Regions from separate parts of the Homo sapiens genome. Here all the other regions are linked to region 2. A link is a contact called in ENCODE Hi-C or POLR2A ChIA-PET data. All regions are on one chromosome and are shown on one strand. The core of a region is the stretch at or near the end of the contact, and the rest is flanking DNA. Distances in the headings are between cores, read along the strand shown. Region 1 has its middle 36 kb from the start of LINC01818. Region 2 has its middle 130 kb from the start of LINC01931. Region 3 overlaps LINC01818 (long intergenic non-protein coding RNA 1818).

Region 1 (3,170 bases), core at 241-2,740, 140 kb before region 2:
GGCCTGTCTTCTGGACTTAGCAATTCCCTCAAGCAGGAAAGTTTGTTAAGAAGTGGAAGAGTGATTTGCATGTATATGTGTTTATTTTTCACAAATACTTTTATAAGTGCTGAGATATGGGGTTTGATGCTCTCCTAAATCGGGTTGCCTGATGAAACACAGGGTTGAAGTTAAATTTAAATGTCAGGTAAATTAGGAATTACCTGGGCTATCCTTATACTAAAAAATTATTCCATATCTGAGTTTTTATTTGATAAATAGAGCAGCCTTACTCATGGAAGAAATAATATTTTATTTAGCTTTTTGATCAAATGTGTCATAAGCTGGAACATTGATAATTTGGACTTGCAACTATTACTTTCCCCATTTCAATACTCTAGTGTTAAGCATCTGCCATGCTGTCGACGTGCTTTCAGTGGGTGTGTTTTTGTTTAAATTTCTGAGGTTATAAGTTTCTTCTTTTTAAAGGAACACACACATACACCCACCATGAAACTCATTCATAAAATCAAAGAGATCCTACGCATTGATATGAGGACTTCTAAAGAATGTAGCATATTTTGGCTAACATCTGTGACTGTGTTCTTTGAACTAATTGGGAAATATTGCATGCTGGCAGGCTTTAATCGAGAAATATGTTTTCTTTTAAGGGTGATTTGTCTAATTGGCTGTAGAAATTCTTTCTCTCTGCTTCAGAAAGCTTTTTGCCCATTTGCTAATAATTCAGCTTCCCCACCCTTCCCCCACTCCAAGGCTGATGTTACACAGGGTTCCCTGAACTCTGTTCAGAATTCTGTCTTTAAGCAGGACAAGGGTTCAGACCTGAATCAACTCGAAACAAGGCATTTCACCTTTCTGCTTGCAATGACCTCCTTTAGACAAGGTGTTGGAAGAGATGATCTCTGAAATTCCATAGTCTACCGTTTCTGATCCAAAGTAGGGAATGGCCTGGGGAGTGGGAGGAGGATAAATCAAGAAAGTATAAAATAGGGTGTTAGTTACAGTTTTATTTCAAAGTTCTCCTAACCTGGGCCCTTTGGGTACAGTGAGACTAGGTTGCCCCAAAAATCTGTGTGAAAAAAAACAACTTCTGTCTGTTTCTTAAATGCCTTCTGGATTCCGAAGAATTTAACATTTTGCTATAAAAACATAATATTTAGCTATAATATTAGAGACTCCAAAAATTTTGTCTGTATCGTCCTAAATATCAAGGTTTTGAATGCATCTTAATGTGTGAGGAAAATTTTCAAGTTGATGCTTGGCAAAGGAAAGGTGAAATCCAAGAGGTCACACAAATGAACAGAGAAGCTGGTTCAGGTGACTGTATTAATGTGGAGAGCCAGACAATTGGCTAGGTCAGGAAGCCGAATGAGTCATACTGACTCATACTTTCATACCACTGCAAAGACAATGCATATGGAAGGACTGCGTGATCTGTTCTCAGACTAGATTCATTTCTAGTTTCATAACCTTCATTGCCCTTAACACAGCAGACAGGACACTGATGTCATCGGCAGGATGCTACAGAAAACAGGTGAAAATAAACATTGATGCCCTTCCTCCGCCAAACAGTCAAACCCTGAAGAAAAGAGGAGGTGCGAGTCTCATTATTTCCTTTCGAAGGGTAAAAATCTAGGTTACTTTTTCCAAACATTCATTTTGGTGAGAAAATCGGTTTGATTTCTAACTCAGAGACTCATGTTTGATGTTACTGCAAAATAGTTAAATGCATAGAATACCTCCTAGAAAGAAAGATTCCACACTGCTACCTATACGGGAATGATGTGTAACTCATGTTTCATCTAAAAACTCAGCTTTTTATTATTTATTTATTTATGGGCTAAAAAGTGCATGGCTGAAATATCCATTTAAGATGTAAACCTTTGTCACAATAACTGTTCTTCCACCTAGTGAAATCCCAAATATTCCTTTTTTAAAAAAACTGCAGGCCAGGCACGGTGGCTCACACCTGTAATCCTAGCTCTTTGGGAGGCTGAGAAGGGCAGATCACGAGGTTAGGAGCTCGAGACCAGCCTGACCAACATGGTGAAACCCCATCTCTACTAAAAATACAAAAAAAAAAAAATAGCCGGGCATGGTGGCACGTGCCTGTAGTCCCAGCTACTCAGGAGGCTGAGGCTGAGGCAGGAGAATCGCTTGAACCCGGCAGGTGGAGGTTGCAGTGAGCCAAGATCGTGCCACTGCACTCCAGCCTGGGCGACAGAGCGAAACTCCATCTCAAAAAAAAAAAAAAAAAGTGCATAGAGTATATTTGACTCAGCCCTCTCCTAAGAAATGGAGAAAAAACAAAATTCATGGAAAAGGATGCTTCTTGGTGGAGAGGACATGCACTGGACAGATTTACTACTGGGAGAAGTAGCTTTGAGAGGCTAAAAAGTCATCCTTACAGGTCCCTGCCAGGTGTTGAAATCACTTCTGATTGAGATTTGTCTAATTTTTCATGACCCCTCTCTTCCCTTTTCTTCATTGAAAATAACAGCAAGTTGTTTAAAAGGCATAAAACTTGCCACTTCAGGAGGAAACAAATATCTCTAGTTCATTCCAATTATCATTTATTAATTACTACATGAGTGGTTTGTTTAGTTTAGTCTTCAGCGTCTCTGGTAATTTCCTTTAGAGAGTCAAGCTAAAATTTTTTAACAAGCAAATAGCTGATTTCCAAATAAGTGTGTTCCTATGAACTTTTTCTGTTTCATTAGTGTTCAAAAGATGTATCTAATGCAGTTTTTAAAATAAATGTAAGTTTCTGATATCTGATTTGTGCTGAATTTTTCTCTTTCTTTTAAGGATAATCCCCTATCATATCCCCCACAATTTAAACCTAATCAACCTAAGGAAAAAGAAAAGAGAAAAAAATAGCATTGCATTTGCCTTATGGATCTTTTCAGGTACTTACTACAGGGGTCAGAACTCTATGAGGAAGCCATGTTTTCTCAGCATTGTCACCAGTTAGCTTTGTTTGACAAATGAAATTAGAAACAATGTGAACACAGTTCTTCTAATAGTTCATAAATTCTTAAAAAAACAATGACAATTTCAAAGGATTTTTATTTGAATGTTTTAAGTTTGGCATGGTATTGAACTTTTAAAGTATAGACTTGCATATTCTTTATTAGCTAAACCAGCCATGACTCTATAATTGTAAAACC
Region 2 (3,224 bases), core at 548-3,047:
GGTTCATCTTGGTTGTGATTAACATGAGATGGATTTTATATACTGACCTAAGTGAACTATGCTCCAGTCTTTTAAAAGTTAAGGTTGGCCAAGTTTGGCTGCCGAACAAAGTCACAGTGACCTTCTTTTTAATCTTACATGTACCCTTAAGGTATTAGATAACTGATTAGATATTAGGTATAATATTAGATAACTTAAGGTATTAGATAACTGATTAGATATTAGATATGAATTAGATATTAGATATGAATTAGATAACTGATTAGGTATTAGATATAAATGAGAGGTATTAGATACGAATGAGAGATACTAGATATGATACTAGATATGAATTAGATATTAGATATGAATTAGATAACTGATTAGGTATTAGATATGAATGAGAGGTGGTTGCCCCACTCTAAAACAGAGGTTTGCAAACTACAACCTATGGCTCAAATTGAGTCTGTGGCTTGTTTTTGATAATAAAGTTTTGTTTGAACACAGCCACTCATTTGTTTACATATTATCTGTGGCTAATTTCATACATTGGCACAGTTGAGTAGCTAGTTGCAAAGGACAGAGACTATGTGTCTTGTAAAGCGTCTAACATATTTACTATGTGTCCCTTTACAGAAGAAGTTTGAAGACCCCTATTCTAAAATAATCCCATATGGAGACTGCCGAAAAACCAAAGGCTGAAGTTTTAAGAACTCTGACTTCTGAACAACATTTGATTGTGTTTGCTGTATTTAGAATAGTGTTGTCAAAGTTGAGTTTCCTAGAATGCTTGCTAGTTCTGCAGAATGTCACTAGATCTAACAGAAGAAAAGGGGAATTACAGTCAAATTTGGCAAATTCTGGAATAAGCCAAGTGAAACAGATTTAGTCTTTGTAGCCCTTTTCAGGTCACCAATATATATGACAACTCTACAAAAGAGGATTAGATACAGAATTTCATAAGTCACTTAGTCTTAGAAAACTTTCCTTTTTATGAGACCTTATAGAGTTAATGTTTAAGGAACATACTGTGGGAAAGATGATTTGTTTAGAGCACCAAAATCTGATCATACATTAGATTACCAAATGTGTGTGTCTTCAAGAATGCTTAACTTCAACAATAAGCTGGTTAACAGGAGAAAGGTGATTATCACAGATTTATTTTTACATAAAATTTGAAACTTTCAGTAGCAGTTAGCTCCTCACTGAGAGTGCATTAGGGACAATGTTATAGTGACGTCGCTATGAAGACAGAGCAGACTCGAACTCCATACACGAGACTTCACCTCAATGCAGAGAAATTCTCAGGCCCTTTCTTCACCCCTTACATTTTAAAAAAGCAGAAAGTTAGTGTTCAAATCACAGCCCCCAGTGAATGTTGCTTACTTCTGACCTGAGCACTTAGTATATGAAGGTTATGTGGGTGTCCAAAGGTCTAGGAAAGCCTTATGTGTCCTCTGGGGAAAGTTGCAACGAACAATAGAAAAGTTCCTGAATATCGGGAAATGTTTTCCCAAGATCAAGAGATTTATTGGTATGTGGGAAAGATTCCAAAGCAGCTCTGTTGGCTGAAACATTTCAATTTTGACTGCTAGCTGCCAGTGCCAGTTTTGTTAAAGGGCAATTTCAGTGCATTGGCACACAATGACCTAGGCTGCCTGAGTAACTTAGAACCAGTTAAATTGTGATGATGTTTCCAAAGGCAGAGTTTATTTTGCCAGCACACATATTTTTGAAATTCCTATTGACATTGTCACCTATTTGCCTAACTAAGAAGGTTATTGATAATGAGCCAGGTATGTGTTTGCTCAACCCAAGCAGGACTTAGAAACCAAAACAATTATTCCCCAGTTCAAAGAATCAAAGATTTGTCAGCTCTAGTGAATGACTTCCACCTTAAAGAATACTAGGAATGTGCCTGCTTGCCTATAGAATGACTGCTTTTACACTGGCTGATGTTTTTGCAGCCATATAGAACAGTAACCTTTGCTTAGTATGGGGGAAGGAGCTGAAAGGGATCAGGGTATGCCACCCCAAAATATGTCACTTTGGCATAAGAATTATTTTTGTGATATTTGTTGATTAGTGAATTTATTTAGTAAATATTTACTGAGGGCAGATGTCAGACCAACCATATGTCAGACAATGTGCTTGGTGCTAAGGATAAAACATTCAAAATAACAAACAAACATCCCTGTCCTCAAAGAGGCTTTAATTATGTTGGGAGAAATAGATGTTTTAAAATAAACATATTGTATATAATGAGCCAGGAATGAGGGACTGGGAATGCCAGAGGGATACAATGTCAAATAATGCCCTGGGAGAAGCTACCATTTGAGCAAAGATCTGCAGGAGGCAAGAAAAAGAGCACTGAGACTGTCTAGGGGAAGAATGATTCAGGCAATGGGACCAGCAAGGACAAAGGGCCTGAAGTGAGAGCATGATCAACATATTTGATCCTGAATGAGGAGGCTGGCATTAGTGGAGATGAGCAGGTAGACAAGTGGAGGTAAAGAGATGAGTGAGGTAATCAGTTTCCCTTCAATGCTGCTGTCCGTCTGTCCTCATGGCTCCATTTTCTTTGGCCACCTCTCTTGTCAGTACAGGTGAGCAACCTTCCACTCTTCTAAGTTACCTCGCCTATATGCTGGCAGTAGAGTTCATGTTTCACCTTCTCACGTGTATCTATGCTTTCTTTTCTAACCATGTTGAATTTTTAAAATAAATTGAATGATCATAGTAACAAGACAAAAATATAGTAAAATACTCAAGAGAGGACACATTGGAGCAAATAGACCTGGGTGCAGTTTCTGGATTCACGACTTCCTAGATAGGTCATCCGGGATGAATTATCCAAGTTTGCTGAGCTCATTTCCTCATTGAATGTCTAAATCAGGCAACATACATAGTGCTTATCACAGGCGTTGGCACATGGAAAGTGCTCAATAAATTTAGATTTCCTTAAAGAGTCAGGCAGACTAAAGTTCCAGAATCATCTCCCAACCCACACCACAACCACAACTTTACCAACATCACTCCAATTGCTGATAATGCATACTGGTTCTACTTTGTGGTACTCTGCATAGGATGTGTGTTTATAAAGAGACAATTTGCATTGCTCATGGTAGCACAGAAGTGCCTTGACTAATGGAAACCCTTCATTATTCCAAAAGCAACTTATAGCCATATTTCTCTGATTTTATCATTCCTTCCCTACTCAGAACTCAATCAAAATCTTTGAAATC
Region 3 (3,466 bases), core at 251-2,750, 200 kb before region 2:
AAGATGAACTCAAGTTTTAAAAGAAAGAGACTCTCAGATTGGGAGGAAAGCCTCAAGACCTGAGGGGGTTAATGAGGTGCTGACAAGGTATAAGTGGGGAGAGTAACCCATCTGTCCCCAGTTTTAAGCTGCACTTGTTTTTTTTTTTTCCCAAGTAGCGCTGCTTGTGTTTAGAATTTCACGAAGTCTTTTATGAAAACATTTTTCTTCGGCTTAAGGCTCTGAACCTTTCTGTTGATAATAAAATTCTATTTCAAGCTGGATTAGAGAGCTGCTATGCCATCCTCTCTACTGCTTTGACATTTCCAATCTTTCTCCTGGTGAATACAAACATTCCTTTCCTTTTCTTGCACCCTCAAAGAAGAGTTTCTGTACTCATCAAGTCAGAAGCTATCAACTACCTACCCTATTCAAGAACGTTAAGACCTCGTTTTTAACATTGGTCAGTTGAGATACCCTGTGATTCTAGTATCACAAGAATTCTTCCACATTAATTGAACAACCATTTGCTATCATGAACCAATTGCTGGCATTGCAAAGCTAAAGAAGTCTCAACACCACAGGCTGCATGTTATAGGCTATGAGCTTTATGATTAGGTTCAGAAAATAACAAATATATGCCATCAATATGGAAATGAATGCCACTGCAGTCAGATGGACACATCAGCTTCCATGTTTCAACAGACTTGAGTGGGTGAGTTCGTTAAAATAGCACATGCTTCTAAAGAGTAAATCAGGTTGACTGACTACAAAAAATCTTTAAAACCTCAGTGTGTATATTTTTAAACTGTTACATCATGGATAGGCAGGTCAAACTCCATTGCTGTTTAAAAGAGCAGTTTTCCACCTCAGTGGAAAAGACACCTGGATGATGCAAATAGGTATGGGGTATGTTGCAATTTGTTAGCTATGACAGTTAGTGTGTGAAAGTTTGAGAATGATTTACTGAAAAAAAACAACAAATTCAAGGTTATCTACATAACATCACACTCGTGAGTATTTTGATATGCATTATTGAGCTTGAAATAAAGGGATTTAAGTATAATTACTCCTCAGAGAATCCCAAATAAATCTGTGTATACCCACGGGAATATGTATAAACCATTGGCTTAAATGCTGATGGTTGAAGAACAACCTAAAAGAAGAACTTGCAAAGGTGCTGAAAATAAATAGTATAGGGAGATTAGAAAAATAAACTGAGAGCCTGCCCCCAAAATGCTTGTATTTCCCTAGCAAGTCTAAAGTAGCTACGATTTTTTTTTTGAAAGAAAATAAACACCTGGGAAAACCACCAAGAACAATGTGTAAATCCCCTTCCTTTGTTTGTCCAAGGAACTACACTGAGCCACCCGAAGAAGCATAAAATCTGTGGAATTTTTGTTCCCTAGGAGGTGGAATACAAAACCCTGAATAAGCTAGGATTGCCGTCTTTCATAACCAACTATAATTTTATTGATTTCCACGTGTTATCCAAGTCTTATTAAGAGAGATGAGAAGTCTGCCAAAGCAAATAGAAAGATGCACATACTGCCATCTGAGTTTTATGTTACGTGGGCTACACCTATTGATGGAATTTAAAATTGGAGGTTGCCAAGAAGCCAGAAGGAAAGTGCAGGGTGATTTATGTTCTCAAAACACAGATAATACTCTATATTAAAAATTTCTACTTTTTTCCATGGAACTGCGTTCATCTTTTGGTAATAATATACAATACATTTTTCAATGCAAAATAATGATTTTTATCATTGAAGATCATTATCTATCAATTATCATTGTAGATGGCTAAATGTGGTCAGTCCTTGACTTATGCTTTTCTTCCCCCATAAATTCCAGTGAAATAGTTTAGATTTTATTAAAGTTACCTTTCAGGATTTATATAGAAAATAGTCAAGACTTTTTTAAAAAGCTACAATTATTTAACATTTCATTGAAAAAATCAAAATTTCAACAGACAATAAAGTGGAATCATTTATTTTTGCATATCCTTTGATATTTCCTGAAGATTAAGGGTCTATATTTATAGGAATCCTCTATAAACCAGTCTTAACTAATGATTACTCAGCTTCTGTCATGCTAGTTCTGTCTACTCCTTTTACTCACGTATTTGCTATATAGTAGAAATCATATTTTCATATAAAGGATCTTAGATACTTTAAATCATGGATCTTGATTCTCTTTGACATTTTCTTTCTTAGTCTAAATATTTAGAGGTCCTAAAAGGTCCTCTATTTTTGAAAATGTGGACACTGTTTCACCTTTCAGTTTTAGGGATGTTTTATTTCTGGATCATGGTGATTGCCTTTTTTTTTTTTTTCTAAAAGAGATGAAAAACAATTTCAAGATTGAATGCTTAAATTTAGCTCAGTTTCTATAATTAAAAGTGATAAAGGAATTATAGAATCTCACCAATATTTTGCTGAGGAATAAGACAAAGAGATTCAACCAAAAATGATTAAAAGTAGTGATTGGCAAAAACAAATAAATCACGTTTATATTTGTTTCGCTTGGGACTGAACTCGTAGTAGTTAACAGATATCCCTATAAATAAGGGCTTAAACTCAAAGGTATTGTTTGGCTTAAGAGGTAAAACGTTGTTAAGGATTGTGTTAGTTCACTTTTACACTGCTATAAAGGAATACCCAAGGCTGGGTAATTTGTAAAGGAAAGAGGTTTAATTGACTCACAGTTCCACATGGCTGGGGAGGCCTCAGGAAACTTACAATCAAGGCAGAAGGGGAAGCATGCACCTTCTTCACAAAGCAGCAGGAGAGAGAAAGAGTGTATATAGGAGGAAATGTCAAACACTTACAAAACCATCAGATCTCATGAGAACTCACTTACTATCATGAAAACAGCATGGGGAAAACTGCCCCCTTGATTCAATCACCCTCCACCAGGTCTCTCCCTCAACACTTGAGGATTACAATTCAAGATGAGATTTGGGTGGGAACGCAAAGCCTAACCATATCAAGGATAAGTATTGCAGGGCTGGTATGACACCTCAAAACTGTGATTAAAGACACAGACTTCTAGTGTCTTCCTGCTCTGCCTTCCACAACTTGTAGGTTTTGATTCTGTGGCTGAAAGGCTTTTTGCACGTCTAAGGTACAGAATCTATCCTCCAGGAAGGAAGAAGGGCACAGTACAAAAGGCAAAAGATCAAATGGAACATGGCTGGAAGACTCCCTTTGCAAAACTTCCCCAGAGGTCCTGCTGATGGACTTCTGCTCATACCTCATTGGCCAGAACTGGGTCACATGACCATGTCAAGTATAAGCAATCTGAGAAACTGAATCCATCCCTTTAACTTAGCACAATGGTGTGGTGCTCTAAGGTTCTCTTGGTAAGGAGGGAAGGGAATGATAATCAACAGTACCTGCCACAATACCTACAGCATTGAAAGCCTTCAATAAGCTGGTAACATACATGCATACATACATGAATCAAAACACAAATATTGCTAATT

The links. Hi-C counts contacts between places; a loop is a spot of excess contacts on that map. ChIA-PET counts read pairs that join two places held with the same protein, here RNA polymerase II (POLR2A). Pooled maps may share reads with other maps.
Region 1: a loop to region 2 is called in a map of PC-9, with 8 times the contacts of the local background. The contact joins two enhancer-like sites. A Hi-C loop is called at or near these places in 7 of 168 maps with a recorded cell type or tissue (Calu3, MCF 10A, PC-3 and 3 more) and 3 of 50 pooled maps. POLR2A ChIA-PET finds 5 or more read pairs at or near these places in 3 of 52 experiments (HEK293 and WTC11).
Region 3: a map of PC-9 shows a loop between it and region 2 (11-fold over the local background). The contact joins two enhancer-like sites. A Hi-C loop is called at or near these places in 2 of 168 maps with a recorded cell type or tissue (PC-3 and PC-9) and 1 of 50 pooled maps. POLR2A ChIA-PET finds 5 or more read pairs at or near these places in 1 of 52 experiments (activated T-cell).

What each region holds. Positions count from the first base shown.
Region 1 is chr2:150,132,036-150,135,205 of GRCh38, reverse strand. No RefSeq gene overlaps it. Among named protein-coding and RNA genes, the nearest start is that of LINC01818, 36 kb to the left of the region's middle. Within about 2 kb of position 1,490, at least 4 of the 41 ENCODE cell types and tissues checked have a DNase peak (open chromatin) inside an H3K27ac peak, as active enhancers do; they include PC-3, PC-9 and endothelial cell of umbilical vein, where a contact is called at or near this core.
Region 2 is chr2:149,988,189-149,991,412 of GRCh38, reverse strand. No RefSeq gene overlaps it. Among named protein-coding and RNA genes, the nearest start is that of LINC01931, 130 kb to the right of the region's middle. Within about 2 kb of position 1,797, at least 7 of the 41 ENCODE cell types and tissues checked have a DNase peak (open chromatin) inside an H3K27ac peak, as active enhancers do; they include PC-3, PC-9 and endothelial cell of umbilical vein, where a contact is called at or near this core.
Region 3 is chr2:150,186,370-150,189,835 of GRCh38, reverse strand. All of the region lies in intron 1 of LINC01818 (long intergenic non-protein coding RNA 1818), which reads right to left. Among named protein-coding and RNA genes, the nearest start is that of LINC01818, 19 kb to the right of the region's middle. Within about 2 kb of position 1,500, at least 2 of the 41 ENCODE cell types and tissues checked have a DNase peak (open chromatin) inside an H3K27ac peak, as active enhancers do; they include PC-3 and PC-9, where a contact is called at or near this core.